Regions from separate parts of the Homo sapiens genome. Here region 2 is linked to region 1. Evidence: chromatin loops called from intact Hi-C (ENCODE). Cell type or tissue: IMR-90. All regions are shown on one strand. Links, peaks and the distances in the headings refer to the core of each region. The heading gives the core; the rest is flanking DNA.

Region 1 (17,008 bases), core at 7,461-11,460:
ATCTGTTACCAAGGCTGAAGTGCAGTGACACAACAACAGCTCACTGCAGCCTCGACCTCGCAGGCTCAAGTAAGCCTCCTTCCTCAGCCTCCTGAGTAGCCAGGACCACTGGTGCATGCCACTACACCCATCTAATTTTAAAATTTTCTGTAGAGATGGGGTCTCACTATGTTGCCAGGGATGGTCTCGAACTCCTATGCTCAAGTGCCTCCTGCCTTCACTTCTCAAGGTGCTTGAATTACAAGTGTGAACCACTGCACCCAGCTTGTAAATGTGATTTGAGTTGTCAAAGTACTTCTAAAAAAAAGGCTGGTTTAAGTTTGACATGGAGCAACATTGAGCCGGGGAAAGAAAATACGTAGAAAATAATGCCAGTGGCCAGATGCGGTGGCTCACGCCTGTAATTCCAGCACTTTGGGAGGTGGAGGTGGGCGGATCACTGAGGTCAGGAGTTTGAGACCAGCCTGAACAACATGATGAAACCCCGTCTCTACAAAATACAAAACTTAGTCGAGTGTAGTGGCACATGCCTGTAATCCCAGCTATTTGGGAGGTCAAGGCAGGAGAATTGCTTGAACCTGGGAGGCGGAGGTTGCCGTGAGCTGAGACCACGCCATTGTACTCCAGCCTGGGTGACAGACTGAGACTCTATCTCAAAAAAAAAAAAAAAAAAAAAAAAAAAAAATGGCCAGTGATTCTGGAAGGTCCGAAAGACATTACTTTTCCCATACAATACTGTGGGAGAAAGATGAGGTTTGATTTGAACTTCCAGGGTACTGTTGAATTCTTAACTCCAAAAACAGTGCCTGGCACAAAATAAATCACTTAATAAATACTTGTTGAATGCTGAGATTTAAAGGAGAAGAATGTCATTGAAGCCCTCTCTTTTCCCTTCTTTTCTCGACAAAGGTTGAAAAAAATGATGACGACCAAAAGATTGAACAAGATGGTATCAAACCAGAAGATAAAGCTCATAAGGCCGCAACCAAAATTCAGGCTAGCTTCCGTGGACACATAACAAGGAAAAAGCTCAAAGGAGAGAAGAAGGATGATGTCCAAGCTGCTGAGGCTGAAGCTAATAAGAAGGATGAAGCCCCTGTTGCCGATGGGGTGGAGAAGAAGGGAGAAGGCACCACTACTGCCGAAGCAGCCCCAGCCACTGGCTCCAAGCCTGATGAGCCCGGCAAAGCAGGAGAAACTCCTTCCGAGGAGAAGAAGGGGGAGGGTGATGCTGCCACAGAGCAGGCAGCCCCCCAGGCTCCTGCATCCTCAGAGGAGAAGGCCGGCTCAGCTGAGACAGAAAGTGCCACTAAAGCTTCCACTGATAACTCGCCGTCCTCCAAGGCTGAAGATGCCCCAGCCAAGGAGGAGCCTAAACAAGCCGATGTGCCTGCTGCTGTCACTGCTGCTGCTGCCACCACCCCTGCCGCAGAGGATGCTGCTGCCAAGGCAACAGCCCAGCCTCCAACGGAGACTGGGGAGAGCAGCCAAGCTGAAGAGAACATAGGTGAGCAACCGCGAGGGTCAGATGCAATGGGTGGATGGGGAAGGGAGTTGCTATTCGGAAGACCAGGCCACCTGGGTCATTGAGGGAGAGGAAAAAGTCTAGAAGATGTTTTCCAGAAATCAAGGGAAGCTGTGCTTAATTTCCCAAAGTGGCAGGACTAAGAGCTAAGGTTACATTCCCAAATATCTCCAGAGAGGACTACCAGAGAGGACTCAGGCAGGTCTATGTAGCAGCCAGTACTAGAAAGATCTGGCAATTACCTTAATTGGATTGATATATGCAGTCAAACTAGATAAATCTGCTTTAAAAAAGTATTCTGTGTGCTGATAGACTTAGTTTAATAAGTAATTACTGAGGCTACATATATTTTATGGATGGGAATTAGCTAATGTGATTATTTGGCTCTAGAAAATGCCTGGTATAAATACAGCCATCCTCTTCTTGATCCAGATTATATAGTGTGTGAATTGTTGGCAGCAAAAGTATAATCTCAGACCACCCTTCCCTATCTCACATTATGTTTCTGGGCATTCTCTCCACCATCGGTTGGTGAGTAGTGTGTGTATATGTGGGTATGCTCAGAGAATGTTAATTGTAACATTAATTGGGGTCAAACATAATTAGGAAAATAAGTCTGTCGATGTTGCCAAAAACAAAAGAAAAACCCCAAATACAGAATATGTTGTGAAGTCAAACATAAATAATCATTTTATTATTGAAGACACGACTTTCTACAATATGCATAAATAATTGAGGGTTCCTATGATTACAAAAAGGTACTGGATTCTCTTCATTTTGGAGCTGTAACTTGAAAGTTGGAGGGTTTTCACTATTACTGCTCAATTGTGCAGAATTGGAATAGAATATTCCCAGAGCAAGATAAATTCAACAGAGTTTCGTCCCTGGAGACTAGATCCTTCCCTCACCCCAACACATCCACAGTGGTAAAGGAGGCCAACAGTTTCCATGATCTTTCTCTAGTCTAATATGACCGATAAATACTTTCCAGCCCCAAAGATCCTCAAAGATAAAGTTTCTTCTGTGTCCATTTAAAAGATTGGGTTTACTCCTTTAGAAGCGCCTCGGTTTAACCAATGATGTTTGTCATCCAAGGGTCCAAATACGGACTGAACCACCGTGTGCTCCTTGGGAGAAAACCTACTCCATGAGAGTGGTCTGAGGAATGTTTTGGCATCTGACCATCAGATTGAGAAAGTAATGACTGGACTTTTACCTTGATATACATTTCCCCAAAATCAGATACTACAATATGGTAGGTGACTATTCTAGATATTTTAGGTCTACTTCTTTCATCGTATCCCTAAAATTCTATGAATATGATGCCAGATTATATTAATTAACATTGTTATTGGCATATTCCAGCTCTGGATAAATCGTATGCTTCTTTTCATTTTGAATCTTTATTCTAACACACAACTGTCCCAGGGGCCAGACATTGAGGTTTAGAAGATGGGAATTTTTCCCTGGAAAAGGTAAGGCATGTGATAAAAAGTGGGGTGTGGGTTTTAATTTACTCAGCAAAGCAAAACTTAACTACTTTTCTTTAGATTTAAGGTTTGAGCCTCAGGTATGATGTCTGGAAATCACTTTGCATATCCACAAGTTACTTAATGTGTCATTTTCATACATCTTAGAAATTAATCATGCTTTTAAATACAGAACATATCTGACATGGCACAGACCATATTTTTTAACTGGGATTTCTAAAGTTGTGGGAAACAGAGAAATGATGTGATTTTAGGTATATGCTTATGATTTGGGTTGATAGAAGGATTTTTTGAATCAGTAGGAAGTCTAATATATAATATATTTTAAAAGAAATTAAGTTTTATTATGTTTCAGGTTATGATAACTAACTGCAAATGAATTAATGAAATATTTTATGTAGTAAGTTGTCAACAAATGTCAAATATTGAATATAAATTGATGAAATTTAAATTATAGATAATAATTTGTTCACTCATTTATATATTTCTCTTGCATATTTGCTTATTCTATTCATTTATTTGATTAAAAATGTGTCTGGTCAGTGAAAGCAAACAGCACTCTTCTCTGCCTTAAATGTTACAGATTCTGACAGAAAAATATCTTAATTAATCAGACTTTATCATGGGCATTCAAAGGTGATTGAAACAATAGGTGAAGTTCAACTTGAAGGTAATCACAAAGGGCAATTTACAGTGTTTCTTAGAGTTGGGTAGGTACTGTCCTCTTGGTTAGATTCAGAAATGCTGCCTGTCGTTTCTTTCTGGGTTGAGGTATCTAGTAGCCTTGCCTGCTCTTATGTGACAAGCACAAATTACTCCGCTGTGATGAATCTCATGGGATCACAGAAGGTAGAGGTGACAAGGAGATCTATCACATCATATCAGGTCCAAATTCCCAGGTGCCCTGTACTGCATTTCCTCTGCCTTCCACTGTATTTCATTTTAACCTGGGTTAAAGTAGCAGCATCTTCCACTGGGCTGTACTGTTCGGAAATGGGTGGCTACCATGGGTTGCTTTAGGATTCTACAGCTGCCTGGAGGGGCGTGGACAGACAATCTAAGAGGGTGCAACAGGGTTAAGGGGAAAAATAGGTACAAAGAGAAAATCTAAGAAAATAATTTCTGTGAATATCAGGCTTAAAAATTTTAGATATGATTATTACTTTAATACCTATGGAAATGTTGGGGGAACTATAAATGTTATTTATTTTACTTCTTTTACTATTTACTACCAACCTGTTTGTTATGGGGGGATGTCATTTGTATTTTGATCTTTGAAGTTGGTTGGTTATTGTCATTGTTTTAAATTCTCCAAGTATGTCCACCTCTCCCTAGTTTGCCACGCTGCCTGCCCAGCTTTTTACGTGCCTGGGACCAAAACATTTCAGCGCACCTCTGACAATGATTCCTTTAGAGGAAGAGGAGTGTTCAAAACATCTGTGGGACACTGCCCCATTCAGTCATGAGTAGAGAACTTTGAAGCCCCCTTTAGTGATTATATCCTTGGGGTCTCCTGCTGAGCAGTGTCACTGTGCTCATTGGCTCTCAATGAAGGAATTCTCTCTTACGTCTCCTCTTCTCCATGGTAGCCTATTGATTTTCCCCAGTAGAGGACTCTGCTGTGGTCATATTCAGTGATGTGGTACAACCAAGGTAACCTATCCAGAGGGCTATCAATCAGTGATATTGATTGGGTGGCTGCCACAGGGTCTTTGACTGATGCTAGTTGGAAGTGTAGCTCTGAGTGACTTTAAATGTTCTGTATGTTGATCTTGGCTGCATTTTATTTTCATGGTCTCAGTACATCTTGCAAATTGATGCCATCAGTAATGATCAAGAAAAGAGGGAGGAGTTTCCTATTGCCATTCCCTGAATAGAAAAATTAACTTAGTGTCTCCCTGCTTCTCTTCCTCCTCTTTTTTATCCTTCCTTCCTCCCTCCTTCCTTCCCATTCTGTCTCCTTCTTTTCTATTCTTCCTTTCTTTTTCCCTTCCCTTTATATTAACTTTCTTCTGTGCTAGGTATTGGAGTCACAAAGATGAATAAGATATGATTTTTTGTCCAGGTGCGGTGGCTCATGCCTGTAATCCCAGCACTTTGGGAGACCGAGGCAGGAGGACTTGAGTCCAGGAGTTTGAGACCAGCCTGGGCAACAGAAGGAGACCCCATCTCTACAAATAATAAATAATTAGCAGAGTGTGGTGGTGTGTGCCTGAGGTCCCAGCCACTCTGGAGGTTGAGGCAGGAAGATCACCTGAGCCCGGGAGGTCAAGGCTGCAGTGAGCCATTATTGTGTGCCATTGTACTCCAGCCTGGGTGACAGAGTGAGACCCTGTCTCAGAAAAAGTAAACCAAACCAAAACAAAAACAAGATGTACTCTTTTGACCTTAATGAATTCTTACTTGGTATGGGGGTAGTATGAAATTCAGGGAATGACATTGAAAACAATCATATTCATAATCTCAATTAAATTCTGCAGTTAGGTACAGGGCACTTCCCTATGCCAATGCACTTTGGACAAAATATGAATGAGGCAGTGCTTCAGGGGCTAAGATGCAGTCTGCTGCTTACTATAAAAACGTTGCATATAATGTATGTCCTGATACTCAAATTATTAACGAAAAGAATAGATGCAAAATTTAGAATTTCTAGAATGATAATTGTGTATAAGAAAATGAAATACCCAGCTCATATTTCTGAATTTAAAAAATTATTTATGTTTCCCAGAACAATATTTTCCCTAAGACCCAAGGTAACCATCTATTTTTCAGCTTTCCAAAAGATAGGTCCACTTCTACCAAGCTGTGTGTTAGATGTGAGATTTTCCAAGGATATTTACACTTATTTGGCAGGGTGCCTCGTGAGCGGCTTTGATTTGAAATGTGGTTTCAACCACTTCCTAAATTTATACACAACTCACAAAGAATGAAAATTTTGGTTGTGGAAGTCCATAAATGCTGTTTATAAAACATGGGCACCCTGTCAGATACTCAGTGGTATACCTCTTAAATACTGTTGATTATTAAGCTTTTATGGAGCACTTTTATATTGCTAGAGTAATCATTTTTATTGGCTTTTCTTGACAACAGCCCAATGTCATTTGATAATATTTTTCTTTCTATTTTTATATTCCAAGAATAGGGACAAAGTAAATGGATATTCTGGCCACAAATACAGCCAGTGACAAAATGAGGATCAAACTGATTGAACTCTAAATCCTCACCTTAACTGTAGCCCTACAGTTCTTTCTCTCTATTAAGGTGTTATGTTTTGTCTCAGTTTCTGCATTTTCTTTTTTATCTTAGCTGTTGTTGTGATCTGATGCTTTTGGGAAATACCAACCAGGACCTTACTAGGATATTCTCTGTCCTACCTGCCTTGTAATATAATGCAGGGAAAAGATCTTTGAACTGAAATAAAGAGACCAGGGTTCTAGTCTCAGTATTTCTACCAACCAGATTTTAGGCAAGTTATTGCTTCTCTGGACCTCATTCATCTCATCCTTAGGAAAAGGGACTACGATAGTTGGTTTTTAAGGTTTTCTTTCAAGAGTTAACATATAAAAGTCTAATAATAGGTAGCACTTAATGAGCATTTATTAACTGCCAGGTCCTGTGCTGAGTGCTATGTGGGGATTGTTCCATTTAATCATCATAACCACTCTGTGGTAGTAATGTAGTAGTGTAATTTTCCCTTCCCTTTTTACAAGGAGAAATCTTAGCTTTAGGGAGACTATGGGACTTAATCATTGTTGACAGCTAGCAATGTTGAACCAGAAGCCAAACCCTGAGAGTCTGAGAGGTCACATGCTGAACCCTGACACTTATCCAAGTGCTATTCTGGAAGAAACAAAGAGGAGAGGAATGTCTAAGGACCCCAACAATGTGTTATAATATAAGAACATCTCTCTTCTTTGGATAATTGGATATTCCAGACTCTTGTCTGGGAATTATTAGGGATAGCATTTACAGATGGGTGTCTAGTAACTACTATAATTCCTGATCATAATTCCCTCACAGCCCTATCACCCCAGAATTATTAGGGATATTAAACTGTTTCTGAGTCTTAGATTCTTATTTCAAAAATGCTCCAAGTACTGTTTTATTAGACCTGAGAGAGCTATAAAGATCAGCTGAAAATGATTGTTCTTAACAGATGTATTACTGACTCCATCAAATACATCAGTTATGCCAGGAGGATCTGAAAACTAGAAATGGAAATTTTCATATCTCAATCAGATGAAAGTCATTTTATTTATTGTAGGCAATTGCTACCCTAAGTTTAGCTTATCAGAATCAGTATCTTTTTTATATTCTTGCTTAGGTCTACCCCCCTTTGGCAAGTGCATTTCCAAAGGATCTGGTACCTTTATAACTAAAATATTAAAGAACTTAATAGAAGAGACAAATTAAAGAGCAATCATTAACTCTTTTTTGAGACAGAGTCTCGCTCTGTTGCTCAGGCTGGAGTACAGTGGCATGATCTCAGCTCACTGTAACCTCTGACTCCTGGGTTCTAGTGATTCTCCTGCCTCAACCTCCCTAGTGGCTGGGATTACAGGCACCTGCCACCATGCCTGGCTAATTTTTGTATTTTTAGTAAAGACGGGATTTTACCATGTTGGTCAGGCTGGTCTCAAACTCCTGACCTCAGGTGATCCGCCTGCTTCAGCCTCGCTGGGATTACAGGTGTGAGCCACTGCGCCTGGCCCTTTTATTAACTCTTTAGTTAAAAAAGTAAGCAGACAAAAGACAAGATGAAGGAATGTGTTGTGGAGTCACATGACTCATATTGTTGAGGCCATTCATTCATTCTTTCATAGCTTTTATTAAATTGTTACTGTCACCTCATAAAAGAATCTGGAAAACAGACATGTTCTTCCCCCAATTTTAAAGTTGTGAAACTACATTTGGAACTAAAAATTAATATTTCTTAAAATATAGACTATTATTCAGATATTAACACACATTCATAAAATATTTTTCTTTTTTCTCTACATACATGTGCGCGCGCGTGCGCGCGCGCGCGCACACACACACACACACACACACACACACACACACACACACGACAATCTTGCAATGGTAGACCAAGGAGGCATCTTTGAAGTGTGGGACATATGGCTTCTTAGCCAACCATCCTCACTTTTCCATAGTCCCTTATTTTCTTAACTATTAGATAATGGGCTTAAGGGATGGGGTTGATAGTAGAGAAGTTTAGATAGAGGGGCAAAGAATCTAGAAGAGTCAATTCTAAGAAAGTTTATTATTAGACTAGAGGCCCAGAAGACAGCAAGAATATCTCAGTAGAGGTTTCTAATCCCGTCTTACACTTGAGATTGAATATAAAGAGTTGAAAATGATGTTTTCTGATATGACTGGACTTCTGATTCATAATCCTCCTAACCCTGTCTCTGGATGGAAAACTATAGCTATAATAGCTACAGTGGCTATAGCCTATAGACAGCCATAATTTGCTATCAATATTTCATTTCCATCTTACACTTAATTCAATATCAGTGTATTTTTATATGCTTTTATTTCATTAAAGTAATTAAACAGCTTCAAGGGTTAATAAAACCTTGGATGCTTATGTAGAGCAATGGATACATCTGATAGACATCTGATAAGCTTTTTAAAATTTTGTCGGTAGACTGTCATTAAAACATAAAGTATTATATGGATAAGCTAATACAAATCTCTTCCAATTCTTTTTTTTAAAACTCTACATTCACAGTCGTTGGATATTTGACCAATAGTGAAATTAACTAACAGGTCTAAGTATTTGAAATGGGCTATTGAACGTCCCGAGAAAAGGTGGTATGGAAGATATACAAGTTAGATGTGATTACTCAGCAATCCTCACACTTATTTGTAATCACCAAATCACAAATTAGAGGATTATGAGAATTAAAATATTTCAGTTTGATCATCTCACACCATTCTACTTGGAAGGGAAATTGTAGTTCTTAAGATATCTTCAGGGGAAGAAAGTATTCTAGGAAGGCTTTTTGCCTTTCTTTGTAAAACATGTTCAACATAAATATTCTATCCTGGTGGCACATATACAGTGAAATAACTTTTGAAGGCTTTTTTTTCCCCTGTTTTATTTTGTTTTTCCAGTATGAGTTAGTAGAATCTTTTGGAATTTGGAATAGAAACCAGAAGCCATTTACTTAAAATGGTCCCTTCTTACTGGTGCATGATGAATGTGTGTGTCTCTCAGATAAAGTGGAGATGAACATTTCTATAGCCTTGAAAAAAATGTTCTCTTCCCTGGTGTATGACAAAGTGAAGGATATAATTTAGATATGTTTAAGCACTGTATCCATGCCTGTAGTATACCCTTCTGCCAATTTCCAAGCACATATGTATACACACACATTCAATATGTAGGGAAAGGGCTGCCCAAGAGTTCAGACTGTAGGGAAAATCTGGAAGAACGGTAAGTTCCACATTTTCTTCACCCTTCAGCCCAAAAAGAAGTAGAGAATGGCTCCAGGAACACCCTTTGTCTCTCTGAGGGTGTGTGTGAAGAGTAATGGTCGTTTCTCGGCTGCTCATGTAATCAGGATATGTTTGTGAACCTACAGTGGGTTGAGGAGAGTTAAGAGTTGGGATTAAAGCTATCTACGATGAAATTTATAGTGCCTAAGAACTAAAACCCTGGTTTGGCTAATTAGGGGAACATTATCCAGGAAGAGTTCTTGGTGTAGAGGTTGCCTCATCTGAATCTTAAAGGATAAAATTTATCCAATGAAAAGAGACGTCATTTATTTAAAAACTTGAGACACCACCTTTCATTCAAGTTAACACACATGTATAAATAAATTGATTCAGGTCATAATTCTGCAGCAGCTTTTTAACCTTCAGTGGAAAAAGTAGCTTCATGTCTGTGTTGTTTATTGTTGCTTTTCCTGCATCTGTGACAATACTTTGAATGAATAATATTATGCCTTAGATAAAATCCTAAACTGACCCAGGAAAATGAATACAGAAGCTCATTGGAAAGTTTAGTGTTACTCAGGCCTGTAAGTCATCCCTGAGGTTGCCAGAATTCAAACCATTTAGGGCTTCATAGACCAGTGTGAGCATTTTGCATTATATTCAGAAACATATTGAGAACTAGAGGAAGTCAAGGCTGCTCCCTACTGAAAGCAGGTGATTAATTTCACTCCAGCCACATGAATGACCTGTGGGTGGCCCTTGCTAGTGTGTGACAGAAACACCCAGGGAAGAAATGATTTGCCAGGTTCCTTGGCTTCCTTTCCTCATCTGACACAATTAAGTAATCTTTGCAAGGTGTGTAAGAGTCTATTGAACCTGCTGTTGCTCCACTGTAGGGTGAATTGTTATTGTGTTCCCAAACCAACAGTGTTGGGACACAGACCAGTAAACAGGCTTTCCCATTCCTTAATGCAAACATAATTTGTGTACAGCCTGTGAGCTATTCAGATTACAGACCATGAGGGACATTGCAGTGGGAGGCTGAAAGGATTCTTCCCTACACAAAAACTGCAACTTAAAGTCACCCTCATGTATTTGGTAAAAAGACAGAATGTGCCCCACTTTGTGAAATTCTATTCCAGTTTAAAGGGCTAAGAAAGCGCAGAGTTCAGTAATGTGGTTTCAGTGTTCTCCCCATTGGTGTAATCAAATCCTTTTAGAAGGAAAACCAGCGGTGGAAGATTTTTTTTATTTCCTCCTTCCTCTTCCTTTGATATTGGTGGTTTAATTATAATAGATTCATAAGAGAACCTGGCCCCTATTGGAAGATATGTTAGTTTTCTTTTTCTTGCCACCAAGGTGTAAACCATTCATTATGATTTTATCAGATATCTGCAGCGGCATGCTGGTAAACTGGCTCTCCAAAAAATAAAACAAAACTCTAACAGCCTTTATTTGTAGTTTTTGCCAATTTCTATGGTATAAATACTCCCATCCTAGCTGATTTCAGGCTACCAATGTGTAATCTCCAAATAAGCAGTTGGGAAGAAGTGCTAATATCTTGCTGTCAGCAGCCAACGTTAGTCAGCTCCAGCATACCCCAGATCATTATATTTTAGCAATTTGATTAATTTTATTTTGATAATTCTAAAATACTAAGAATAGTAATTATCAACTTCCAAATAATGTATCAGTGTAGAAGCATATAAATATACATTTGTAAAACCACATAGTTATGTACATATATATGTGATGCCATGAGAAGTACTTTCAACATTCGCAGTCATTTCTGTTGAGCATTGTACACTTGCTAAAGGTTAAGGAAGAAAAGTAAAGTTTAGAATTGGTATTCTTGTATTCAATTAGAAAAGCAATTGCTACTGAAGGAATTTGTACATTGTCCTCAAAATTTGATCTGAGCTGTATCTTTTTAATGCATTGAAAGGCTTTTCATCTTTTTTTAAAGGAAAGTGCATAATTTATTATATTTATGAGGTTATAATAAAATGGATACTTAGGAACTTTAAACATGAGTTAAAAGTAATCATCAGATATAAAATTCTCAAATCTTGGAACCCAAAATACTAAATTTTAGAATTTTCTTAAAACCTCTTTCTCATGATTAACTTAGTTTGAAAATTATTATGTTCTTTCATAAGAAAAGAAGGAAAATTTAAAAATAGACATGTTGATGGAGGCAATAGTTCTTCTCAGCTGGTTTTTCGGAGATGATTTCAGGGTTCAGATTGATTTGCAACCATTTAACATTTAATGCAGAGGAAGAGTTGACTATTTCCTTCCCTCATACTAATTTTTAGTGAGAAAGATGCTTTTCGTGCTAGGAGGAACATTGTGAAACAATGTCTTCACAGAGGTAGAATCAGATGAGTAAGTAATTGCTGAAGGCAGACATTTTCAAAATTGTTAGCCTAGGCACTATTTGCTCAAATGAGTTTAAAATATATACACTAAACCCCAAAGCAGAGAAGCTTTGGTTGAGAATGATAGGGGAAAGTGGAGATGACTGAAGATGTCCTGAAATCCCCCCTCTTTTTTTTTTTTTGCATCTATCCCTACCCTCTAGGTAGATCATTTCTGAGCCTTGAAGTACAGTTTGAAAAATGCAAATTTCAGAAATTTCTCAGCTACTTATTGTCTACATGTGGACAGCAATAAAAGAGTCAATGCCAATCGATCTCATTTACTGTAAGCTGATCTTCACAATGAGTATGGATAACTGCACCCATATTGATGATATAGTAGATTTTGTGTATTACTTATAAGGTCAACAGAAAATTGATTCATATTACAGTCCTATTGTGTAGTCGCAGATAGGACTGGTGTGAGTAACTTCTAAACATGGCTTTAGGCAACTAACCACTGTTCCATTTAATTTTAGTTCCACTGGTATTAAAACCATGCAGAATTTATTTTCTAAATGATATTTTACAAATCATAATCCCAAAGAAAATTTATTTTCTAGAATCCTCAATCAATGAACTTTGAGTTGTGTTGCTGGAGCCTGGAGTTCCATGGAGCAGCATCTCAGCAGTAGTTTCTGGGAATTGCGGTTGTTTTGCAGAGGCCAGGTTAACAAGGATTGGGTTCCTAGGATTGGGGTCCTATCTCGCAATCCCCTACACCTCTACCAAACTATTTCGTGATCTTGGTTAAACTTTGATTTCACATTTTAACTAATAATAATTAAAAATTACTGTTTTAAACTTAAGACCAAATTCAAAAGGTCTTCAATCTTGGCAAGATTAAAACTCAACATAATTCAAAACTCATCTTTTCAGGCAGGCATCCAATCTGTACTTAGCTTGAATTGTTTATTTTACAAACAGATACTGCTCAAATTCTAAAATTTGACTTGTAGTATAAACCATAAAAAAATGGAATTTGAGTGACTCACCCAGGGTTACTAACGAAATTTTTTTATTATTTATTTATTTATTTATTTATGTTTGAGATGGAGTCTCACTCTATCACCCAGACTGGAGTGCAGTGGTGCAATCTTGGCTCACCGCAACCTCCGCCTCCCGGGTTCAACCGATTATCCTGCCTCAGCCTCCCGAGTAGCTGGGATTACAGGAGTGTGCCACCATGCCCAGCTAATTTTTTGGATTTTTGGTAGAGATGAGGTTTCGCCATGTTGGTTTCACCAGGTCTCAAGCTCCTGGCCTCAAGTGATCCACCCACCTCGGCCTCCCAAAGTGCTGGGATTGTAGGCATAAGCCAGTGCCCCTGGCCTCAAATTATTAAAATTATTATATCCATGGGTACTTTAACTTAAAAAATAGGCTAATAATGCAGTAATATTTTTTAGTTATACTCCAGTGTCAACATAATTGTATAAATAATGCATTCCTTCTGATGGGATACTATTTAAAAAACTCTATCTATACAATTTTGGAATATCCACAAAAATAAGATTTCTAGAAGGTTAAAGGCCGAAATCAGTCTCAAAAATTCTAAAAAATCTGTCGCCTTTCTTTCTCCCACTCCTTAGCCCTAGTGGACGATAGCTGTTTGTGCCTCTGTTGAAGCACGTGCCCCAAAAGGAAACATGCCTGGGCAATGGGGCCAATTCTTATTTAACTCCGCGGACTGACATCCTAAATGCCTCTTCAGTGATTAACATCACAACGTGACACAATTCAGCTGGGTAAAAGGGATAGGTCCCATAATGCCATGCTCACTCCTTATAAATTCAAGTAGACTACTTGAAAAACCACTCATACAAAGCTATGAATTTATACCTGTCCATATCAATGCCCCACAAAAAACCTCCCAATGCTTGCCTACTTTTTGCAATCTGAATACAATCTAACTTACTTCCGCAGCCTAGGAGGCCTCATATGATCTCACGTCTTAGCTTTCTGATCAGATGTCCTTCTGCTCAGCCCTTCTTCCCCATTCTCCAGCCCTAATAGCTTTCTTAAGGTCTCTTGAATGTATACAGCTTGCTCCTGTCCCAGGGCCTTTACACTTGCTTTCTCCCTTGAGCTTCCCATGGTCACCTCTTAGCCCTGGCCTCTTGGCACTCAGGTCTCCATTTGAATGTCCCTTACTCAGACAAGTCTTCCCTGACCATTTGGGCAGAACAGCACTGCACTACCCCTACCAATGCCAACAGTTACATCACATTACCCAGTTTATTTTCTCCGTAGCATTCTTAGTGCCTAAAACGACTGTGTTTATCTGTGTCGTCCTCAGTTTCTCTCCCTCTCAGTAGACTTTTCATTTCTTGAAGGCTGCATGGTAGCCCCAGTGCTCAGAATAGAGCACAGCACATAGAAGGCTCTCAATAGACATCCTCTGACTGGCCAATAATATGGATTGCACCTATGGAGAGATTTCTTTTCATAAACAGCTTGAAAGGGAAAGAACCATTTAATTTTTTAAATTTGAAGCCCCACAAGAAAAGCTAAGAGTTTTTCAGGCAAGTGTCCATCTTTATTGCTTGCAGCCCAGTTCTTTGGAATTTTATACATCAGCAACTTCTTTTCCATGACCCATTTCTAAATATTTCCTAGGCACCCAGACACTCTGAGTCTGAATGAGGATATTTGATTGAGAAGGAAAATTGGTCAGAATGTGAAAAAGGAAGGTGGGCCCTTAGGAGGAACAAGGTGGGGATGTGGATAGAGATTCTTTACTTCCTATAGAGAAAAGGGAGAGTAGGAGGGAAGAATAATGGGGTAGAAAATGGAGAAAAAAGTGGGAGGAAAAAAAGCAGAAGAGGACCAGAAATCGATCAGGGGAGGCAGAAAGAATAAGCAAGGGCAAAGTGGAGAAAGAATAGATGGTAGAAAAGAGAAAGAAGGAATAATAGGCGAGAAAGCAAGAGGTGTGGGAGAAGCAGGGCTGGAGGGGCGCTGAAGAGCAGGGGAAGGCACTGACTGAGCTGAGTACCAAGAGACAGCCGTGGTTTTCTTGTAGCTCTGTTTCTGACAAGCTCTCTGGCCATGGCCAAGGCCAATTTACCTTCCTTGCTGGTAAAAGATGGTTTTATGGGATCTTCCAGCACTAGCGCTCTCTGTTCTTGGCTTCACAAACAGCAGGCCCTAAAGGGTTCCTTGACAAATGGATTTTCTGTCTTTGAGCAGATCTAAGTGGCAGATGGGGCACAGCTCCCCTAGGAGAGACCCCCCCGCCACCCCCTGCCCACCATTGTCTGAGCCCTTCTGCAGCATCAGTCCCCAGCCAGCGCTGCCTCAACAAACCAAGAGACATTGTCTCTGCTTGCTTCCAGACAGGAAAAGAAAAGGATTGAGTTTCATAATCTCACAATTTTAAATGTAGGCCTATTTCCATAAGAAGTTTCAGATTACAAGGCATGTTTCAGAAACATTTTTTTACTTTGAACACCTCATAAAGAGACAGTCTTGGAACTGGACAGTCCTGGGTTCAACCTCAGGTTCCTCACTGCATGGTTTTAATGATTTGTATAACCTTCAGTGTCTTCATCTATAAGATAGAGATTAAAATGTTACCCTTAAACAGTTGTGATGAGGATTTAATGAGGTAACATATTTAAAGAACCAGGTATAGAGTAGGTCCTCAATTATTATCATTTTGCCTAAGTTTTCTTCTGATAATCTGAAATAATCACTTTTGATCCTCATACTCTCCTCTCCCCATATGAAGATCCTCTGGGCAAATCTTTTTTTTTTTTTTCTTTCTTTCTTTTTTTTTTTTTTTTGAGACGGAGTCTCCCTCTGTCGCCCAGGCTGGAGTGCAGTGGTGCAATCTCAGCTCACTGCAAGCTCCGTCTCCCAGGTTCACGCCATTCTCCTGCCTCAGCCTCCTGAGTAGCTGGGACTACAGGCACCCGCCACCATGCCCGGCTAACTTTTTGTATTTTTAGTAGAGATGGGGTTTCACCATGTTAGCTAGGATGGTCTCAATCTCCTGACCTCATGATCCACCCGCCTCGGCCTCCCAAAATCCTGGGATTACAGGCATGAGCCACTGCGCCTGGCCCCCTCTGGGCAAATCTTAAAATTGAAGATGGTAAAAGCATGGATAATCTGTCATCTTCCTACAGGTAAAATAGTGGAAGAAATTACTTCATCCAGCAAATAAAGAGAACAATGGTTTCTTGGTGACCCAAAGTAAAGTATTTCAGAGTACTATTTTGTATTCGAAGTAATACAAAAGACAAATATATTATTCAGTGGATACTGCAACAATAGACAGAATTGCAACAAACATGAATTTAGCCAAATCTCTTGCTTGGAGGCCTGCAGTGGAGGAGAAATATCAGAGCGATCTTGGAATCGGACCTATCTATGTTTGAATCAAAGGTCCAGTCCCTAACCAGCTCTATGCCATTAATTCAGCGTCAGCTTTGTCATTGTGAAATAAAATATCCTCATTGCTGAACTTGGTGGTTGTCGGTATTAAATAGATCATGTGTAAAAGGTGTCTATTATGGTATTTTATTGAACACACAGTAAGTGCCTAATAGAAAGTCACCATTGTTCCTGTTCCTTTCAGCTGAAGCTATTGGGGAACTTTCTTTTTCTTTGGTACTACACCTGATTTTATGAAGGAAATTAACGTGCAAATAGGACATGATTTATGGCCAGCAAGAGAGACACATAATGATTTGCAGTCTCTTTTGGGAGTCAGAGTCTATTCTATTTGGCCTACCTTGTAGCTCAGCAACATTACCAAGTCCTTACATTATCAGTAATGATTGAGCCTGGAAGTCAGCCAAGGTTACCAGGTAGTGATGTTAGGGTTAATTTGGGCTTCATGTAATTTGTCCCTCAGAAACTGCAATCTAGGGATTCAATAGAAAAGGTTGGGATACCTTAAGGGAAATAGCTAACACACTCTTTCCAGGTAGATACCAGCTATAACTTGTCACATCTTGTATTTCAATCCTACAGTCTTAGACCTAAAAGGAAACTTAAAAATTGCCTAAGCCTGGGAACTGGATGGGCTTCAGGAGGGTTCTTTCATCTCCTAAGATTATTTGCAACATGTTATACTGTGTGTGCATACGGATGATATTCTTGGCAAAATGACCTTG
Region 2 (17,008 bases), core at 4,900-8,899, 340 kb before region 1:
ATTACTATTGTTATAATTTCCTTTATCTAGGAGAGCACAGCTTCATTGCCAGATGTAACTTTTATTTAGACTAAGGAATCAGTTAAGATAACCATAAGATACTCTTGGTCTTGAACTCTGCCATGCCTAAACAAAAATTATCTTCTTTGCCTTGGAAAATTATTACTTTAGTGAAATAAATTGTTTTCTTTCTAAATTTGCAAAGTATTATTTTTTACACTATAATACTTTGCTATAAAAGAACTTTTTAAGGTACACTTTTTAAAAAAAGTGCGGGCAACTGAGACAAAATACAAAATTAATTGGCAATGATGTGGATTAAAAAGCAGTTAAATTAGTCATTTCTTTATTTTAAGATGAAGTCTCACTATGTTGCCCAGGCTAACCTGGAACTCCTAGGCTCAAGGGATCCTCTTGTGCACCACTGTGCTCAGCTATTATTTTGAGAAAGAAAGAATTATCAACTTAAAAGTAAAGAACAAAGCTCTTATTAAATTATGCAGTTAATAGTAAAAATATACTTGGGTAAATGGAGGAAATCTAGGGACTTAGTGAAGGAGTCAGGTGTAAAAGGAGAGAATGAGAGATTTAAAAGGTTGAAGAGAAAGGCAGAGAATAACATCAGTGCTTCCCAAAATTCTGAGTTTGAAAAATCAAACACGTTTAATAAAATGAGCAATTTAAAACTTAAAAAGCCCATGTCTTTGAAACACATATAGTTTGAAAACTTTATTGTTTTTCAGAAAGGAACACACACCTCTATTCAGGAATTTAGTAGCTGTTGCAATTCATATTTTCAGACACAACAACAGACAAAAGTGGAATTGTCAGTTTTTTTACATCAGAAGCCTGAGTAATTTTCTATCTTAAAATTGTGATGCACATTTTTTTCATATCATGTTTCTGAAATTTAAAATGCCATATAGAAAAAAGTAGAAATTTTCTTTCTTCTTTTTTCCCTTTTTTCTTTTTTGAAAAGCTGCTCTCAAATTAAGGGTGTTATTTAATGGCATCAGGAAAGAAAGGAAATTGGTGTGGTACATTTAATGTTAAATTCTGGTTACAGAATGAAAATTTCCCATAATAAAGCTAGACTTCGATTCACTCCTTGTCTACTTCTGTGTCCTTGAGCAAAGAAACATACTAGAATATAGACCAAACATCACAAGTCAGGAAGCCAGGTTGTGTTACCAACTATGGTAACAAACTGGGAGGTGTTTAATTTACATTCATATTCTGAAACATATAGAACTGTGCTGTGCAATATGGTAATTGCTAGCCACATGTGGCTATTTATATTAACTGCAATTAAATAAAATTCAACATTTAGTTCTTCAATCATACTGGCTACAGATAGCCAGTGGCTACTGTATTGGACAGTGCAGACCACATACATCACCGCAGAAAGTTCTGTTGGACAATGCCAATATATAAAGCTACCAAAAAGATACTTGTTTTTGCTGATGGGCTTTTTAGATATCTAAGTTGGTTGGTTGGTTGAGGTTACTAATAAGGCAGAATTTTGACATCAGCATAGGCCATTAATATCTTTACTTAGTGGCCAAAGAGATGTCCTTAAGTTTGTCTAGAGGCATCGCAGACATGTGTTAATAGACCTGGGGACTGAAGAGACAGTATCAAAGCTTCATTTATTTATTCTTAAATATTCATTGAGTACCTACTATGTTCTGGGCAGTATGTTCACTCAGTCTAGGTCCACACGACACAAACAAGAAGATACTGGTCTTAAACTTAAGAAACCATATCAGAGCAGACAGAATTAAATAAGGCTATTATGGAGCTAATAATAGAACCATGTTCTGAGTTAATGATATGAAAGGTGTGGTTTATTATGGAAATTGGTTAGAAAAGAAACATAACTGGTAATCCTACTTCATTTAAAAAAAAAGTTGCTGTGTTTGTGACACCTAAGTAGAAACTGGGTTCCTTGGTGATGGAGGAAAAGAATTGCTTGGAATACTTCTCTTTTATTATCCACAGAATCTAGCAAATTCCTAAATTCATAATAGATGGTCAGTATGTCAACTGAATAATTTACTAATCAGTTATCTGTTTTAGTTACAGACATTTAGAGAATTTTCTCAAAATAGCCATATCTTTAAAAAAGAGATTAAAAAAACAAAAATGAAACAAAGGAGGATGTCAGGATGACCCCTGTATGCGAGTAGTTGTGTGAACAGAAATCAAAGCAAAGATAATTTTCTCAACCTTTAATGTATTTTAAGCTTACTCTTATTTTAGTGTCTCAAAAGGGCCTGATAGATATCAAAGGTTCATTTTTTTCCTGCGAACTTTATGATGAACTAAGGTGATTGACAGAATAGAATAAGCAATCTGGGCTCTACCTGCTGGACTGGGAGTAGTCTGGACTTGTTAATAACGACATTCTTCTCAGGTGAAGAAAAAATGCATGAACTGGAAACATGCAATGTAGATTTAGGCAGTTCAGTTGAATGGTATGGCAGGCATCAGCTCTCCTGAACTTACTTATGGATCGGGCAGTTCCAAATCACCGTTTTATTCATATAGTTGTCAACAGATGGATGGTCCAGTTCCTCCTACTTTGTATTTAACATCATGTCTAATAAATATTCAACATTTAGCACATGCAGACTGCACTTGTTGAGCCTCCCCAACAGCTACTAATGAGGACATTAGCTTTTAATTAACTATATAAAGCTTTGGGTTTGGACTAGAACGTTCATTCAGCACAGGCATCAATTTGTAGATCATTATAGGACATTAGTTGGTTGCTAGACAACCACATGTTCTAGCAAATTTTAGGCTGAGCTCCAATGATAAGCAAGGATCAAACATTTCAACTCGCAAATTTGATCTTATTATCTTCTCAGCCTGGACTATTCTAACAACTACACAGGTCTTACCAGGCAGAGCTACTAAGTTCAAACTATGGAGTAAAGTTTTAAAAAATAGAATATTTATCTTGAATGCAGAGGAAGAAATGTTAGTATAAATTAAAGCTGTTAACAATCTCAGCCAAATTGCTAAGGGATGTCCATGTGGGACACATAAATCTGCTCACAGGATATCAGGTATTATTTTATAGTTTCATTTTAGTGTCTTTTAAAAAATTTACTAGAGTTTTATGATTATTTTGTTATTGTTTTAATACAAATTTTTCTGGGAAATATGTTTACAAATATTTTCTGTACTTTTTATTTATGCCTATGGTATTACAATAGAACCAATATGAAAAATAGGGTATAATAGAAATTTTACTTTAATTAAAGCAAAGTACTCCACCTCAGTGACCTATTTCATTAAATATTTTTATAAGTAAGACTTAATAAATAGATCACCTAGATGGATAAAATGGCCACAAGGCAGATCTGACAAAGTTGGAATGGGGCACATTTTCAGTTTTGCAAATTTTATGAGACTTCTCTATGTTATGCCCATATTGGTTGGCTTCTGGAAATGTTCTACAGTAGATAATATGTTCATTCCATGAAACAGGATATAGGCCTTGTCTATTTCTTCCCAATTTTTATGAGTTGAATCACATCTCCCCCAAATTCATATGTTGAGGTTTTAACCCCCAGTACCTCAGAATGTGACCAAATGAGAAACAGAGTCCTTGCAGATGTAATTAGTTAACAGAAATTTAGACTGTGGTAGGGTGGGCCCAAGCTCAATAACCAGTCATTATACAAATGGATAATTTGGACATAGACATGCACACAGAACATCATATGAATGTAAAATCAGAGATCCGGGTGATGCTTCTACAAGCCAAGGAACACCAAAGATAGGCAGCAAAACACCAGACATTGGGCAAGAGGCATGGAACAGATTCTCCCTCATAGCCATCAGAAAGCAGGAACCCTAACAACACCCTGATCTTGGACTTTTAGCCTCCAGAACTCCAGACAAGAGATTTCTGTTGTTTAAGCCACCCTGCGTGTGATATTTTCCTGTGGCAGCTGTAGGAAACTAATGTACTTTCAGTAGTAAAGTGAGCAAATGCACATTCATTTTCTGCAGTAGTCAGTTTTCTCCCAAATCCCTGAACAGAGACAAAGCCTTAGGCTACTGGCCATATAGCACTTTCAAAATGTACAGGAGATAGAATCAATAGGCCTCAATGCTGCTACGAATTCATTTGTGTTATCCATCAATAACATAGCCCTTGTGGCTGATCCATATCAAATTCATTCTAGCAAGTGATTTTCAATGACATCAAAAGAAGCCACCCCCTCTATTCATTTTCAAAAACATGTGTCAGCACTCCCTAAAACCCACACTGATTCTCTTTCCAATAGCCGTCCCTACTTCGAGGGAAGAACCTGATAAAAGCCCAATTAAAGAGGTTTGCCATTGACCGGGGCACTTTTCTGGACAAAACTGAAAGCAATGGATACTTCTTCAGTGTATTAGGGTAAGCCACACTTGCCAGAGGCTCACCAGCAATTAAAAGTTACAAGACGCTGCAGGTCCCCAGTGGGTCCTGTATAGGTGAGAGATAAACACACATTGAGCTGGAGAAGTGCACTGCGTTATGATGCTCTTCGCACTTGAATTAAGGCCCTGGTTGAGCTCTGTAGTCATTAACTGACAGTGTTTTTCTATCTGTGACTGGTGCCCTTTGAAATAGTTCCCTAGAACTGTTTACCACATTTAGTAAGTACTCAGTAACATTTGTTGATAGACTCAATGGATGAATAAATAAATAGAGCCAAGTCCCTAGAAGCAGGTTCTAGATTTATTCCTATCACTCCTAAGCTCTACCTTTGTTCCTTTTTAAAAGCCCCTGACTGGATGTTAGTGCAGGTCACTGATTTTAACTCTCTTACACACTTGCAAAATAGAGTTTCTAAATATTCCAGTAAACAAATGCTCTCTTCGGAGCAGGTTTGACTTAATGATATATCTCTTATTTTCATTTGGCATCAAATGTACCTCTTTTTCCAAAATGTGTTAAAATCTACCCAGCTCAATAGTCCATTTGACACATATTACTAATCCATGTGTTTACTTAGTTGCTGTAAAAATAAGTTTTACATATTGATCAAAATTTGGCAGCCAGAAAAACTACAGCACAGATTGAGGTCCACTGATTTATTGTTTGTTGGATTTCAGATTCATTTTATCTCCCCTTAAGGGGCCCTAGAACCCCTTCAATTTATGTTATTAATTAACCACTCCAGTCATTGCCATGTGTGTATCCAGGTATCAGAATAAACACACACAGCACATCATTTCTACAGCTAAAGCAGCAGCGCTAAAGACCGGAGTTCAGGTCATAACTGTGATTCCCCAGTGAAAGGGAAGCAGTGAATTAGCAGACATGTAAATTTTGGCTGGTTATTCTTCCACTAAGAAGGTTATGATTAGCCAAAATGCATGTGGCCATTTTCTCTCCTGATCTAGGCAGCTGGAATCCTTAACTCCCTTTCTTGACATGGTGAATGATAATGCCCTGTCGTTTAAAGGATGGGGAGTGACATAAATTTATGAGAAAAGAGAGGCCAGGTTGTTGGAGCTTTTGACCACAACAAAGACGGCACTAATGGCCCATCATCAATAATACATGTGTTCAGCCTTGTTGATCCAGTGGTCAGGATGGGTTTCTACCCATCCAGTTTATACATTCTCTTCTGATATATTTTTTGATGACAGTTTTGATCTATAAAGATCTAACCTGAATCTGGAGAATAGAGGGAGCAGACTATGGCCTGGATTAAAGCCAGCACAAGGGGATGATTGGCCTCATGGACTTGGCCTCATGAGCATAATGCTCTTATCTGAGAGAAGCATGGATAATGGGAAAACCATGGCTCTCAGAGTCAGACACACCTTGATTAGAATCCCATGTCTGCCACTCACAAGCTATGTCTCATCAGAACACTTATTCAAACTCTCAGTAACTAAATTTCATTTTATTTAAACTGAGGCTAGTAATATCACCTTCCTTCCACCTTTCGTGGGTGCTTATTGTGAGACAGCATATGTTAAATAAGGTAATATATCAGAAAGTACCTGCTGCAGTACCTGTCACCAAGCACGTGTTCAGTTGCTCACATCTTTTCCTTCTTTCTTTGTAACCAAACCAAGATGCTAGAAGTGCTCTTTCTCACTCATACAGCTCTGTTTGCAAAACGCTGCCCTCTTTAAATTAGAAACACATGAACAAATAAAAAATGCAATTTGGACAAATCTGCATGTTCTTTTAAAATCATTAAAAATAAACTTTTCATTGCTCAACAACAACCCAATTGTTGTTGTTGTTTTAGCCGCTATATGATTGTTACAGTGTGATCTGGAAGAGAGGTATTTTGCTAAAATATGAATACAAATGCTTTGAGTACCTGACTAATGTATATCCAGTTACTACCTGTTTACTAAAAACGTCCTTTTTAACACCTGAATTTAGGAAATAATTAGAAGATGCAGGCATTGATAATGAATAAACCTTTTCCCGATTCGATGTTTACCATGTACATTCCTTTTTTTTGATCTTATGCATTGACTTTGTTAAATAGAGATTACTTCATAGATAGTAAGACATCATCACAGGCATTTGTGGAGGGAAGGGACTTGTTTGTCTCTTGTCTGGATTTAGACAGAAGGTTCTCACGGCCCTTGTGCTTTTTTGAAATCTTTCCTCTCACCTAGTATTGTGTTGGCCACATAGGAAGTAAATCCTCATTGATTAGAACTGAGTGAGTCAGAACACAGAAATATGACCAAGAAAAAAAAAGCAGGATGAGTCAGACAAGAGTGAGAGGAACTGAGGTTTGAATGGAGGAGTAGGAGGAAGAGAAAGGAGACTTCAATATGTGGAGATGGCAACTGCCCTGGGGGTGGGAGCTGCTTGGGGATGCAGGACTGCTAGAAACCAACAAGCCCATGTCTGAAACAGCTGAGAAAGATCCCATTTTATATTCCCCTGTGAAAATAGAGAGGGATCTAATGGTATTTGGCTATTCATATTAGCCTCCTCATCTCCTTCTTGTCTTTGTGTCAACTTATTAATGAGATCTTCTTTGACAATCCTACTTAAAACCCACCACCACTGCCCCCCAAACTTCCCTTATTATTTTAACTTTTAAAAATTATAATTTTAATTTCTTTCTTAGCACTTATTATCATCCAACATAGTTTATGTTACTCATATTTTCTTTATAATATTGGCTCTGTAATTGCAGGATTTGTTTCACTGTTATATCACTGGCACCTAAAACAGTGTCTGACGTGTAGTAGATGCTCAATGTGTGTGGAGTCAGTGAATGAATAAATGGATGAACTGAGTATCTATTGCATCTGTAGTACTGTACCAAGCTGGGGATTTAAGACAGAAAAGCAGAATCCCTGCCCTTAAAGTGGTTGTAAAAGCAGACAAGTAAAATAATAGTCTCCAAAAGTTGGCCAGGCGCCATGGCTTCTGCCTGGAATCCCAGCACTTTGGGAGGCCAAGGCAGGCAGATCACTTGAGGCCAGGAATTCGAGACCAGCCTGGCCAACATGCCGAAACCTCATCTCTACTAATAATACAAAAATTAGCCAGGCATGGTGGTGAGTGCCTGTAATCCCAGCTACTTGGGGGGCTGAGGTAGGAGAATTGCTTGAACCCGAAACGTGTAAGTTGCAGTGAGCCAAGATCATGCCACTGCACTCCAGCCTGGACAACAGAGTGAAACTGTGTCTCAAAAAAAAAAAAATTATGATCAGTGTCCTACTCAGTGTTATGGTAAAAGTAAGTGTGGGTTTCTGTGGGAACACAGAGAAGGGACTTTTAATCGGGGCTGCATTAGGACATGAGATGCTCAGAAGTCTTTTTTTGAATGAGTGATATCTGCATTGGGACATGGATAAGAATTAGCTGGATACTAGGGGGGATAAAAGACCCAAATGCAGCAACAGAAGTCTCGGGTATGCACAGACTTACTTTGAGAGATTAAATACAGTGATCAATTACCCAAAAGTATAAACCTAACTGGTTTATATGTATCTCTGATTAAGGAGAGATCTTAACAGGGAAAAATAGACTCTCAGTGATAGCTGTGACTGAGTGAGGCTTTCAAAGCTGAACATTTAAGAAGAGGCCCTAAATTAGACATTCAAAAATAAAGGCAGATGCCCCATGACAATGAGAATGCAAAGAAGTTAATATGAATTCCATTTCCCTTCTTAAAAAATACATTAGGAATATTTATCTTCAGTGAAAAGATTATCTGATTATTTTAGAAAAAGCAAACCTGTATAGCTTTTGATGTCAAGACTATATAGATATCAGCTATGTAAGAAGATAATAATGTCATCTACTTTGAGCCTGTGGTGTGCTAGAGTTGGCTGTTCAGCTTGTGAGAGTCAATTCTTAAGCACTCAAAAATCCTGACAGCTGGTTGTTAAACATTCATTATTAAAAATTAAATTGTATATTCCTTTACTATAGATTGATGTTTTTGTTCCTCGGTCTCCAAATTCCTTTATTGAAACCTAATCGTCAATATGAGAGTATATAAAGGTGAGAGTATGTGTGGCCTTATAAAAGAGACTCCAGAAAACTTCCTTGTTCCTTCTGCCGTGTGAGGACACAGCTAAAGGCCCCATTGTTAACCTGAAAGAAGGCCCCCAACAGATACAGAATCTGCCAACACCTTGATCTTGCATTTCCCAGCACCCAGAACTGTGAGATACATTTCTGTTGTTCATTAGCCAGTCTGTCTTTGGTATTTTGTTGTAGCAGCCTGAACAGATGAAGATAACTGTCAAGTTTAAATAAATTATACTAAAAGTTGATGAATCCTTCAAACTTATCAGTTCCTACTTGTTTTACAAGATTTTACTATTTGCTTTGCTTTTAAGGAAACTTAGAATTATCTGTGTGGTGGAGACACTATGTGGGCTACTGTGCATCTCTGTGTTCAGTGATGCCATGTTGATAGCTAGAGATCAGCTGCGGTGCGATTACTTACAGCATGGAAACAGGCAAATGCTGGGAAACAGGTGTCCCCCTACCCAAAGACACAGTCATTAGGCATTTTCTGGGAAACCACTGCTTTGAGCCCAGAGACCTAATAGTGTTGAAGGTCTTGGGGTTGAGTCTGACACACAGCAGAACTGTGTCATAATTGCGGTTCCTTAATAGCTCTTAAGTACTTTTTAAATATTTTGGTAAGTCCTATATTAGAGTCCTGTAAGTCTCTTCTACCTCCCTTGCTTCTAGACACAGGCATAGGACCGAAGAAGAAGGTGCTGTTTGAAATCTCCCTCCCTGGCAGCATTGGTGGAACACGAAGGAGGGGCATGGGTAGTCAGGGGTATTGTTGGGCTGCTCCTATGGTGGCTTTCTGGGTCTCCTGTGCTGTGAGAACTGTGCTGTCTCCATGCACCCTGCTGTGGGTAGATCACATCTTCAGGGAAGTGACAGAGTGACCTGGCTCTTATTCTGGGAAAATCAACCTCAGAGCTGAGCTTCAGTCTGGTTTTCTGGCTGTGAGCTTTTGGGGATTCTATGATATTCCTCTTCAACCAATTTATCTTCTGCTTGAAATACATAGATGGGTTCTGTGATTTGAAACAAAAAAGATGGGTTAATGCAGCATCTTATATCCATTTTAGCACACATCAAAGAAATGATGCGTTTAAAATTTGACATTGTAGAAAAATACAATTATATTGCATAGATTAAAACTGTTACCACTTATTTGTTTTTATTCAAAAGTTGGAAAATATAGGAGTGTGCATTACCCATAACTTACCACTGCTAACATTTAATATTTCTTCCTTTCTCTTTTTCTATTCAGCATATATTTTAATAAGAGCAAGCTCACACTGTTTATATTGCATTGCACTTCACTACATTGGTGGCTTATCTTTCTAAATCAAAATTAATTCATTTCTAAATTTAGATATAGCTTATACGAGGACTTTCTTTTGAATCAGTTTCTTCTGAACCTTTGTTAAGATAAATTTTTGATTGTTGGAGATACAGTCTGATGTCCTGGAACAAGCATAGCATTTGCAATTCATTTACTTTTAAGTCACTTATTTAATACATGATTATTAAATATCTACCATGTGCAAGACACTGCTGTAAGTGATAGGGGTATGGCAGTGAGTATACAGACAAAAATTAATGCCCTCATGGAGCATATATGAGGGGAGAGATAGACAGCACAGCTAATGAGTAAGTAAATTATGGAGTATGGTAAAGTTGATAAGGTACCATAGAGAAAAATAAAGTTGGGCAAAGAGGATGGAAAGTGCTGGGGTGGAGAATGCTTACAATTCTAAATAGGATGGCTAGGGTAGGACTCACTGATGTTGTGACAATTGAACCAGGACTCAAATGAGAGGGAGCTCTCTGGAAAAGAACCTTCCAGGCAGAGAGAGGAGCTAGTATAAAGACCTATTTGAGGGATACTGGCAAGGCCAGTTTGGCTGAAGGGGAGAATAGGAGATGAAGGTGAAAGAGATAAAGGGAGAGTTTAGATCACTTAGCATTGTTGGAGCATTGTTGCAAGAAGTATGGCTTTTACATTGAGTGAAGTGGGTGCCACTGAATTATTTTGAGCAGAGGGGAAACATAATTTGATTTATGTTTTAAAGGTATCACTTTTACTTCTAGAGAGTCAGAATGCCAACTTATATAGAAAGATTTGCCAACAAACACATACAACTGAGATATTTCTTTTGAAACTATTTTTGTACAGCAAGTTTTAAAAAGATGGTAATTAACAAAATTAAAGATGAAATAAACTTAAAATAAAAGGTATCACCCTGACTTCTGTATTCAGAGTGTTGTCTGTGAGCCAGGAGTATCAACATTTCCTAGAGCAATGTTAGAAATAAAGACTTTTAGGACCCATGTCAGATCTACTAAATTAGAATTTGCCTCTAATAAGATCCCAAGGTAATTTATCGGCATGATACCACTTGACAAACAGTAATATATAGAGGAGGGGGGTAAGAGAAAAAGGCCAGAGAGAGTTAAGTGGCATTTGCTATATTCTGAGTAAGAGTTAGTAATAGCATGGACCGGTGGTGGTTGTGAGAAGAAAAACTGGATGTGAGATGTAAAAGAAAGGACAAACCAAGAATGACTCCATGGTTTTTGGACTGAGCAAGTGGAAAGAAGTTCTCATTAACTAAATCGGGGGGAAAAAACAGGTGTTTTTTTCAAATTATATTTGAGATGTGGGATGGTTTATCTCCCACGCCAACTTGGAGGGTGGAGGGTGTTTTGGGATGAGAATGACATTTAAATCAGTGAACGTTGGGTAAAGTAGATTGGCCTCCAAATATGTGTGGTCCCATCCCATCAGTTGAAGGCCTGAATAGAACTAAAAGACTGTCCTCCTCAAGAAAGGGGGTATTAATTCTCCAGAAGACTTCCTGCAGCCTGCAATTGCACCATCAGCTTTCCTGGGTCTGCTTCATTCTCTTTTCTTTCTCCCTTTCCCTTTCCCTTTCTCTCTTTCTCTCTCTCTTTCTGTCTTTCTTTCTTTCTTTCTTTTTTCTTTCTTTCTTTCTTTCTTTCTTTCTTTCTTTCTTTCTTTCTTTCTCTTTCTTTCTCTTTCTCACTCTTTCTTTCTCTCTATTTCTTTCTTTCTCTCTTTCCTTCTTTCTCTCTTTCTCTCTCTCTCTCCTTTTTTTTTTTTGAGATGGAGTCTCACTCTGTCACCCAGGCTGAAGTGCAATAGCATGATCTCGGCTCACTGCAACCTCTGCCTCCCATGTTCAAGCAATTCTTCTGTCTCAGCCTCCCAAGTAGCCAGGACTGCAGGCATGAGCCACCATGCCCAGCTAATTTTTTGTATTTGTCATAAAGATGGAGTTTCACCATGTTCGCTAGGCTGGTTTCGAACTCCTGACCTCAAGTGATCTGTCTGCCTTGGCCTCCCAAAGAGCTGGGATTACAGGTGTGAGCCACCGCGCCCGGCCTGCAAATTTCAATATAAAGTGATTTATTCCTGTCGGCTGTTTCTCCGGAGAGCCCATAATAATAGAAGATATTAAATAGTTATTTCAGTCTGAGTTTAGACTGAATCTAAAAATACAAAATTGACAGTCACCAGCATATAACTTAAATTTAAAGTCATCGGAGTAAATAAAATCACTAAAGAAATGAGGTATATAAAGAGGGGAAGTCAAAAAGCCTAACCTCTGGGGCCCTCCAACATTAAGAGGTCAGAGAGAAAAGAACCAGCAAAGGCTCAACAGGAGGGGCCAGAGCAGAGGGAGAAAAATCAGGTGAATGTGTTGGGGTGGAAGCCAGGCAAAGGAGTATACAAAGGAGTATATCATTAATGTGTCTAATGCTATTGGTAAGTCAGGTAAGATGAGGATTGAGAATTAGATGTAACAAGACAGAGGTCTTAGGTGTCCTTGATAAGGGCAATGTTGATAACGAGAGTTGGGGATTTGAAAATGAAACTGCAGTGAGTTTGGGAGAAAATGGGAGGAGAGTAAATGGACATTTAAATTTGTCTTTGTATGACTCTTTTATTTAAGCAAATTTTTAAAAATAGATTATTTTTGTAGCAGTTTTAGATTTACCAAAAAATTGAGCAGAGAGTTTCCATATAGTTCTTACCTCCCACAGTTTCCCCTATTGTTAACAACTTGAATTAATGTAGTGCATTTATTACAACTGATAAATGAACATTGATAAATTATTATTAACTAAAGCCCATAGTTTACAATAAGGTACATTCTTTGTGTTATACAGTTCAATGAGTTTTGAAAAATCTATAATGTCATGTATCCATCATTACAGTTAAATTTTTAAATCACAGATCAATTGCTTACTAGCTGTGTGATCTTGAACAGATTACCTCAATCTGAGTCTCTATAAATTGTTGTGGTTAAGCAAAATAAAATAGATGAAAATGCCTAGAATGAATACTGACACCTATTAAATGTTAATTTTCTTCCATTCTCTTTTGAATAAAAACCAAAAGATATAGTCAAATACCTATAGTTTTCTTAAAGTGCAACTTTGCAATTTTACAATAAATTACATATTTTCTGTTTGTGTCTTTAAAAAAATTTCAGGACATATATCCTCCCCAAATAAATGTTTTACTATCATAATTTTTAGTATTTGGTCCAGATGACTCTTTTGGTTCAGGGTGATAAAGAGGCCAAGTCATCAGTTGATCTTTATATGGGTCAGTTAGTTCTACAATAAGAAAAATGGTTACATTGCCACAGATAGCACATCTTACCAACCCTGGCCATCCATCTCTCAGATAGACTGAAAGAGGCCTCAGCCTGTGAACGCAGATTTCCCAGTGCAATTTCATCACTTTTAGAGAAACAACAAATGCTATAAGGCTTTCAAGCAATAGAACACATTCTTAAGTGAAAGCCATTTCCATGTAGTTTTTGGCAGAAGGAATTCAAACATTGCATGGAATGTTAATTAGATAACCTTTAAAGACCCCTTTAGCCTGATACCCGCACAAAATTTATTTAAAAGCTAGCAAAATAAATGTGAGGTTCTGGGGTCAGAAAACTGTATTCTTGAGGAAAACTGACTTTGAGAAGAAATTGGTTTAAAATCTTAAAAGAAGTTTTGATGGATTTGATAGAAGAAAAGAAAAAGGAGATTTTTTGTTTGGTTTGGTTTTGGAAGCTGCAATGATCTTTTGTTTCATGGAATGAAAATATATTTTGATAGGAAACACTGTATTTGGGAAAGTATCCAATTTGTGGAATGATGCAGCTAATGATTAGGCTGTGTTGAACTGGATTGATTCAATAAGAAAATAGAAACAAACATGCTTTTTCCAGCTTTTCTGAAAAATTTATATTAAAATTTATCTTTTTGAATTGGAATGGAAGTCTAATAATAGTTGTTGGTCTTGAATTGACAATAAATCTTGTCACGGGAGGTAGAGTTAACTAAGAGTCAGTGTTACCAAAGGTGGCATTAATGGGTATATCCACCCTCCAGACAGAGGAAGTTAGATTAGCAGCAGTTTTTGGCATCAGTGCAGGATTTGGAGGGACTGAGCTGGATAAGGGAGAATAGAGTGGCGGAGATTTCACAGCAATATGAATTCATGTTTCAGATAAAAACTAGACAAGATTTAGTGTCAGGTTAGCTAGACTAGGGCAAGAGAAGTCCGGAAAAGTAAGCCAAAGAGATACTGAAGAGAATCCTGGCTGCCCCAGATTGTCTCATTTGGATGGATTGCTCAGGTTTCCAGTGTACAGCCCTCTACCAAGTCACTCTTTATAGCCCTCACAGAGGTAGGTTTCCATTTACTAGGTAATTCATTTAATACCTTCATGAGTTTTGGTATATTCATGTACCATCATATGATCGACTTATATTTTCTTATATCAATTGACTTTTTAAAGCCATAAATACATTTGTCTTAAAAAGGAACTTTGTATTATTAATACTATTGTAAATGGAACATCTTTCACTGTAAAAGGAAGGTAACTATAAATATAAGTACAATGGAAACAAGGCAGTGTTATTAATAATTAGCAACTAATTATTAATAACTAATAATAATAACTAATAATAATACCTAATTAGTAACTAATTATTAATAACTAAGAGTAATGAGTAGCTGATTACTCTTGCACTTTTGCCAGGCTTTGATATTTGATGTACACTTTCTCTTTATTAAATGGGATATTACCTAAGTGTTGGATCATTGATAATGACTATTACCAAATCGAGTCTCCCTCTCCAATGAGAAGAGCTGAAAGAATATAGAAATTTCATTATATGATTCAATGTTATTTATTGCCTTGTCTAGCCGTAATGTGAACACTTTTCATATACCAACTGGTTTGGATGCTGATTCCCTTCCAATCTCATGCTGAAATCTGAGGGGAATGTTGGATGTGAGGCCTAATGGGAGGTGTTTGGGTCATGGGTGTGGATTCCTCATGGATGAATAGATTAATGCCCTCCCTTGGAGGTGAGTGAGTTCTCACTCTATTATTTCCTGCTAGAGTTGGTTGTTTAAAGAAGTCTGGCACTTTCCATGCTCTTTCTTGCTTCCTCTGTTGCCGTGTGATCTCTGCACACATTGACTCTCCTTTACCTTATACCATGAGTGGGAACAGGCTGAGCAAAAGTCTGGGAACTCTTCACCAGATGCAGATTTCCAATCTTGAACTTTCCAGCTACAGAATTATGAGCCAAATATATATTTTTTCTTTATAAGTTACCCAGCCTCAGATATTACTTTATAGCAACACAAAATAAATTAAGACACCACCCAAGATCATTTCATGTACCACTCAAAATCATTTTGGGGAAATATTGCTCTAGAATAAAATTTCTAAAATCTGGAACAATACCAACATTTATGCGTAAACTTCTGATCTTTGAAAGCTTGTTGCTGGGTCTGTATCAAAGTAAAATTATGGATAATATGTGAATTTTTTATTTGTAAAGTGAATTCAATTTATGAGTATTATGAGACTATGCCTTATTTTTAATGTTAAAAAGTTTTCTCACATAAAGTGAGGATGATGGAGGAGGAAATTCTGACTTTATATTGAAAACATGTAAATACTTGTTCTCTATTTTGATAAGTCTTTTGTGATTGATTAACACCACAGTTTAGGAAACCACGGGTCTAGTCTTTTAATCTTGAAAGGTTGCAGATTCTCCACTTATTCTTGTGCTCCTTTCATATATTGTGATCTTATGTGTAAGGATACCTCAGAGAAGTAAGCTCTAGCTTATCTGTGGGTCTGCCTTGTAGAGACTGTAAGATGAGGGAAAAAATGAGTTCATAAATGGTGAATGTCTTTGATGAGTGAAAACTCTTACGTGTGAGATAGTTTGATCATCTTCCTGGAGCTGGTGTTACCTGAGTCAGAGGCAATGTTATATCCTTGGATTTGGGTTTTAAAGGGTCTGTGATGTTCATAGCTTTTGAGACTCTGGTTGTTTCTTTACTCACGGGGGAAAAAAAAACCCAAAAAACCAAGAAGAAAACAAGACTCTGTTGCCCTAGTCTTTAGTCTTCCCATCACTTAAAGTGCAAGAGGCAGAGATCCTGCTAGGAGAAATCATGACCAAAAAACTTTAGATTCCTCAAATTATATTTATGTGATATTAAAGACACATTGCTTGTTTAATTTAGAAATTAGAACTGAAATCCAAAGGCATTAAGTGACGTAATGCCAGCTGTGTTTGCATTGGCATGCCTTTATACATGTCGGCACGAAGCTAGTTATAATATTCCCATCTCATCCTCTGAATTTTGATAGGTTCCCTAGTGTCATTTCCTTTTTTAATTTTTTTTTCCTGATTTTGGTCATTTGTTTTTTTTTTTCTGTTTTTCTTGTCAGAGTGGCTAAAGTTTTATTATCAATTTTGTTAATAAAAGAATAATATTTTAGTTTGATTGTTTCCTTCCCTTTTTTTGTTTTCTACATAATTGGTTTCTGTTCTTATCTCTATGATTTCCTACACTCTACTTAATTTTGGTTTAATTTTTCTCTTGTTTTTCTATGCTCTTAGAGTGGAAAATGTTAAAATCTTTCTTTCCAATATAAAGCTTTAACACTATACACTTTAAGCAAAAAATTAGCTGCACGACTGTATAGTATGTACTTTTAATTTGCTGTATATTATGATGCTTTCACATCTTAAAAAATCTTTGCAGTTGGGGAGATACTGCTCCTCAGCAGGGGTAGCTTAACTCTATAGATAGCAAGGGCTCAGCTTGGAGTACGCCCTTCATATGCAAACTAACCAATCTGGAACCATATGCCTTCTATCTGCCCTTACATCTCAGGAGACAATATTTATCTACTTTAATCATCCCAAGGCCAGGTACGGGGCAACCAGGGGCTTCCTATGGTTAAGAGTTCATTAAAATATTCAAATGAGCCAATCCTAGATCATTCGCCTTGCCTTGCCTTGCCTTTCCTGCAGAAACCCCAACAAAGGCTCTGGCCTAATACCTTCCCCTCATTTCTGCTTCTGCTTCCTGACCAAAAGTTGGTGTTCCTTCTGTAGCCATTTGTAGCAAGC

What was found. Peaks named below come from ENCODE experiments on the same cell type or tissue, not always from the same donor. Only the 100,000 strongest peaks of a DNase experiment are listed, where the experiment ranks them.
Region 2: it touches region 1 in a loop (1.8-fold over the local background); 1 of 110 quality-filtered maps calls a loop at or near these places.

Annotation. Positions count from the first base shown.
Region 1 is chr3:115,675,104-115,692,111 of GRCh38, forward strand. It overlaps GAP43 (growth associated protein 43), which reads left to right. Exons shown (of 3, transcript NM_002045.4): 2 at 910-1,507. Among named protein-coding and RNA genes, the nearest start is that of GAP43, 60 kb to the left of the region's middle. In IMR-90, for the core only: no CTCF peak of the experiment used is centred there; no DNase peak of the experiment used is centred there; H3K27me3 peaks cover 180 bases.
Region 2 is chr3:115,334,639-115,351,646 of GRCh38, forward strand. No RefSeq gene overlaps it. Among named protein-coding and RNA genes, the nearest start is that of ZBTB20, 200 kb to the left of the region's middle. In IMR-90, for the core only: no CTCF peak of the experiment used is centred there; a DNase peak (open chromatin) is centred at 6,733.